2 separate regions of the Mus musculus genome follow, and region 1 is linked to region 2. Evidence: chromatin contacts called from ENCODE POLR2A ChIA-PET data. All regions are on one chromosome and are shown on one strand. Each heading gives the region's core, a stretch centred on a gene start or an enhancer-like site at or near the end of the contact. The rest is flanking DNA. Distances are from core to core; before and after follow the strand shown.

Region 1 (2,700 bases), core at 165-2,664, 39 kb before region 2:
CAGTCCAGGACCCCAAATCTGGGTCCGCTCATATCAATTAAGCTAATCAAGGCAATTCCCCACAGGCATGCCCACAAGCCAACCGGAACTAAATAATCCCTTGAAACATTCTTCCCAAATTACTTGATTGCGTCAAGTTGAGAAATTAACCATTACACCAACTTTGACGAAAAAGCTATGTCAAAGACCGTTTGGGATAGTTAAAAAGCAAGCCAAACAAAACAACATTTAATGAAACCAACAAGAGAGTTTCTGATTCTAAAAGGGAGTTAGAAAGATTAAAGAAAGATTAAAAGGCAAGCAACAGAGAAAGAATTTCCAAATCGTTTTCTGCCAAAGAACTAGTATCTAGAATCACTTCTAAAAATTAACATAGAAAGAGATAACTTTTTTTTTTTTTGGGGGGGGGGGTTGAGACAGGGTTTCTCTGTGTAGCCCTGGCTGTCCTGGAACTCACTCTGTAGACCAGGCTGGCCTCGAACTCAGAAATCCGCCTGCCTCTGCCTCCCAAGTGCTGGGATTAAAGGCGTGCACCACCACTGCCCAGCTAAGAGATAACATTTTAAAAGAGAGAGAGAAAAAAAAAAAACCTAACTAATCTTAACACTCAGGTGACAGAGGCAAAGGGGTCAGCACAAGTTGAGGCCAGTCAGGCTATAAATTATTTTAACAGCTATCACAAAAGTTGCGCCTAGAGGCATTCAACCTTGTGACATTGCGACATAACTAACCAACCACCTACACTGTGCTGATATGCATTCTTATCTATACTCGACTAGCAAGGCTGCAAATTGGGACACACCTGGAAGACCCGAAGCTCGGGAAACACAGGTCTGGGTAGTGACTGCCAACCACAAACTCTGCATGATAAAACCAGAATATATATTTCTCATCTGAACACCAGAACTGGTGCCACAAGCCTGGCTGGACTTCAAGGCCGGAGAGCAGGGAGTGTGGGAAACACTAAAACAGAAAGTTGTAGTCCTGGAAAGCAGGAGCAGACAGACCCAGACTGAGACCCTAGGACCGCCGGAGCGCGGTACCTGCCAGAAGCAGGAAACCCGAGCGCCCGTGCCAAGGGGACCCAGGTGGGCGCGGGGCCAGGGATTGGGGGTAGAGGGTCCGAGCTCACCGGAGGAGCATCGCCGTTAGCTCGCTCGGGAAGAGCGCTGCCCCGTCGGAAGCAGCGCTCTCGTCGAGCTTCGCCGAGAGCAGCAGCTGCAGCAAGACGCCGGCGCATCTGAAGGCCGCGGGGGATGCCGGGGGTAGGGTCGGCTTCAGCGCAAGCGCAGTGGCGCGGAGCAGAGCAACCCAAAGCAGCACCACCGTCGGATTCCCCAGCTCCTGCACCTTTAAACGTCAACTCCCGTGCGCGCCGCACTGACTTCAACTCTCCAGCGGAAATACGCCAATCAGAAGCGTCTTCCGGCTACTTAAAGGGCGGGGCCAGATAAAAGGGCGGAAGTGTGCGCGAGCCCGCCCCCAGGGGCCCAGCCCTTCCGTTGATATGGGTGGTCTGTGGGTTTTTTTTCGTGTGTTCCTGAGCCCACTGGAAGGAGGTGTTTGTTTTGATGGGCTTGGGGGACAAGGTTTCACTGTGTTGCCCTGGCTATTCTGGAACTCTCTTTGTAGACCATGTTGGCTTCAAATCAGAAATGTCCATGCCCCAGAGAACCTATCTCCAGTTCTCAAGCAGCCAGAACCATCAACATTCTTTGTTTGGAATTTGTCCTATGGCTGTCTAAACTGATGTTTGCCAGTTTGCTTCATGTTAGTGGCATGGGTCAGGATTTCCTACTTTGTTCATTGGGGTCACTGGACCCTTAGGCCACTGTGATGCCAAATTTAATTTGAAAGATGCAAACTTATTTGTAATTCTAATTCTAGTTTAGGCAGCCTTCGTCCCACCATAAGATAGCTGAGCAGATGGAAAGGAAGATACGTCCTTTCCCCTCTGAGCAAGATGGCTGGGGGATGTTACCAAGTTGACACCACTTTCACGTGAAGTTATCAGCAGACAAGCTACAATTAATATTGTTACAACTGGTCATGGAGCTCATGGGAAGTCCACCGTGGTGAAGGTTATTTCTGGAGTTCACACTGTCAGATTCAAAAATGAGCTAGAAAGAAACATTACCATCAAGCTTGGACATGCTCATGCTAAGACTTATAAACTTTGATGACTCAAGTTGTCCTAGACCAGATCATGTGGAAGCAGTACACCAGATAAGTTTCCTACATACATTCTGGGGGCCAAAGGGAACTTCAAATTAGTCAGACATGTTTCCTTTGTTGACTGTCCTGGCCATGATATTTTGATGGCTACGATGCTGAACAGTGCAGTAGAGATGGATGCAGCTCTTCTGTTGATAGCTAGTAATGAATCATGCCCTTGGCCCGAACACCTGACTGCTGTAGAAATCACGAAACTCAAGCATATTTTGATCTTACAGAATAAAATTGATCTGGTAAAAGAAAGTCAGGCTAAGGAACAATATGAGCAAAATCTCGCATTTGTGCAAGGAACGATAGCAGAAAGGGGCACCAATTATTCCAATTTCTGCTCAACTGAAGTATAATATTGAAGTTGTCTGTGAGTATATAGTGAAGAAAATACCAGTGGCCCCAAGAGACTTTACTTCAGAGCCCCATCTCATTGTTATCAGTCCATCTGATGTCAACAAACCTGGCTGTGAAGTC
Region 2 (2,700 bases), core at 83-2,582:
TACACGTAAAATAAAAAAAAATAAAATAAGGTAAAATAAAAAGAAATGATAGATCTGAGGCATTTTAAAGAGGCTGTGGTTTCATATGGGATGAATTTGTCTTTTGTGGAATAAATTCTAAGTAACTGGGCTACTCAAAATAGAATTATTCCTCAACACTGGAAGGGGCTGGTAACAGCTGTACTAGACTCTGGTCCACAATTGCAAACTCTAACTAAATTCAATGAGTCATTTAAAAGACATAAAAATGAGAAGAGGCGGGTTGGAGAGATGGCTCAGCGGTTAAGAGCACTGACTGCTCTTCCAGAGGTCCTGAGTTCAAATCCCAGCAACCACATAGTGGCTCACAACCATCTGTAATGGGATCTGACACCCTCTTCTGGTGTGTCTGAAGACAGCTACAGTGTACTCATATACATAAAATAAATAGATTTAAAAAAATTAGAAGAGGCTCAGGGGGATGAACTCATTTTGTAGAACAGGCTGGCCTCAAATTCAGAGATCTGCCTGACTCTGCCTCTCAAGTGCTGGAATTAAAGGTAGAGTGTGCTCTCCCACACTCTGTGTGTGTATTCTTAAGCCTGTGTCTCTATTTTTAAATTAACACTACTATCACAGTTGATAGACATATAAACTTAGCTAAACTGAATAATCTGCTGTCCTACTTACCTCCTCATAACCAATATTTTTTAGGTTTTTTTTTTATACATTATTTAGTTTTTATGTATGGGTACATGTGTGGGACAGTGTGAGCGTGAAAATCAGAGAACGACTTGTGGAAGTCAGTTCTGGCTTTCCAGTAAGTGGATCCGAGTGGATCGAATTCAGACGAACAGGCTTGGAGTTAAGTACCTTTAAAAACACCATTCCAACATTGGCTGATATTTTAATTTTTCATTATGAAACACACTTTAAGATGTTGTCGAGGTAGAAGAGATTTTATTCACTGCTTTAAAATACTCAATTTAGGTAAAGAAATCGAGTCTTGTGTGAACTCTTGGCTGGAACACACAACTGGTAAGGGATGCTGGCTCAGCCAGGCGCCTGGCCACTCAGACACGCAGACCGGCTAATGGGAAATGATTTTCCTTGCAGGATAAGAACTGGAGATTCCTTGCCAGCCCACTAGTCCCTTGAGGGACCTGTGTCCGTTTAACCACTAGAGTGTGTCTAGGTGTGCAGCTTGTCCTCTGCATTGCAGTTCCAGCGGTGAGACGGGACCATCCCCGCCCCGCCCACAGGACTCGGTTTCCCAGATGGCCGTGAGGCCCAGAAGACATTTCCCAGAAGGGCCCGCGCCTCACTGGCGCGTGACAAAGACTCCATTTCCCAGAGTTCCCCGGGAGGGTCTCGCCCCCCTCCACTTGAACCGGGAATAGCTGGAGAATTGTGCACCGGAAGTAGCTCTTGGGCTGGTGGAACCCATCGCAGGTGAGATTTACAGTTGGATTCGGCGCAGCAAACCGGGGATCTCGCAGGCTGGTCAGGGCCGTAAGAGTACGTCTCGCATTGTGGGTCTACGTGGGGTTGGGCTGGGTCGGGAACCAAGGGGTTTGGGGCCCGGGCCCTTGCTCATCTTGGTAACGGTGGAGCCATGCGGCTGGTTCAGAGCCCCCCTACAGAAACCGTAAAAAATTCCAGCGTCCTGAGGCCGTCCAGCGGTGCACCCTGCCCTAAACTACTAGGCTTTCTTAGACCGTAGGCTATCAGCTCAGCATTTGTGGGTACGGGACTCCAAGTACGAGCACCGCCCCTTGTCTGTCTGTAGGGTGAACGTTGGGGAGAAGCAGCCGCTATGATCTGTGCAGGGACCTGCCAGCCCTAATTTTGCAGTCGTAGGGATGAGGTGTACCTTTCCTCTGCCTAGTAGGGTCATGGGTTGGAACCAAGCTACTTTGTTTGGGATGGCGGCCAGCAGGAAGCTATAATGCCCAGGGCAAAGGACTTCCTGGGGGAACAGAGTTGGGTGTGTCTGTCAGCCTGTTGTCGCTCCTCCTTGGAAGTTTTGATTCTGTGCCTGCTGCCATTGGCCAAGGAGAATGGGGTAGGGAAAATGGCACATCCTGTATCCTCCTTAGCTTACACCATTTGGCCCTCCAGGTGCAGACCATAATGGGCGAACCCCATGGATCCATGAGGATCCTAGTGACAGGGGGCTCTGGACTGGTGGGTAGAGCCATCCAGAAGGTGGTTGCAGATGGGGCCGGCTTACCTGGAGAGGAATGGGTGTTTGTCTCCTCCAAAGATGCAGATCTGACGTAAGTTGCGACCATATTCAGACCCAATTCCTCCTCTTGGTTCCCTTTCCAGACAGAATAATACCCTGACCGGGTTTGTTCCTGAGCCTAGAAGTAATCTACCCCGAGTTTGGGTCCTCCCTGCCAGGTGACAGGCTGTAGTTGCTGGCTGTGCTCTTAAGTAAACATCCTCCTGTAGTTCCGGGATTCCCAGCCGACAGCTGCTAAAGCTCTGAACTTAGCTACTTGTCTCTGTGGCTGCCCTTCCAGCCATGGATCCATTCAGTTTCTAGACTCACTGCCCAAGCCTCAAACTCCTGATCTCCTCAGGCCTCCCTAGCCCTCCCCTGACATCCTGGCTTCCCTCAGGGATGCAGCCCAAACCCAAGCACTCTTCCAGAAAGTACAGCCCACCCACGTCATCCATCTCGCTGCAATGGTAGGCGGCCTTTTCCGGAATATC

The links. ChIA-PET counts read pairs that join two places held with the same protein, here RNA polymerase II (POLR2A).
Region 1: POLR2A ChIA-PET joins it to region 2 with 21 read pairs in embryonic stem cell. The contact joins the promoter of Zfp707 here to the promoter of Gfus in region 2. POLR2A ChIA-PET finds 5 or more read pairs at or near these places in 2 of 5 experiments (Patski and embryonic stem cell).

What each region holds. Positions count from the first base shown.
Region 1 is chr15:75,967,837-75,970,536 of GRCm38, reverse strand. Zfp707 (zinc finger protein 707) reads right to left here and starts at 1,414. Exons shown (of 4, transcript NM_001347040.2): 1 at 1,133-1,414. The coding sequence starts at 1,240. It also overlaps the pseudogene Eif2s3x-ps1.
Region 2 is chr15:75,928,450-75,931,149 of GRCm38, reverse strand. Gfus (GDP-L-fucose synthase) reads left to right here and starts at 1,332. Exons shown (of 11, transcript NM_001357005.1): 1 at 1,332-1,431; 2 at 2,101-2,258; 3 at 2,607-2,700. The coding sequence starts at 2,113.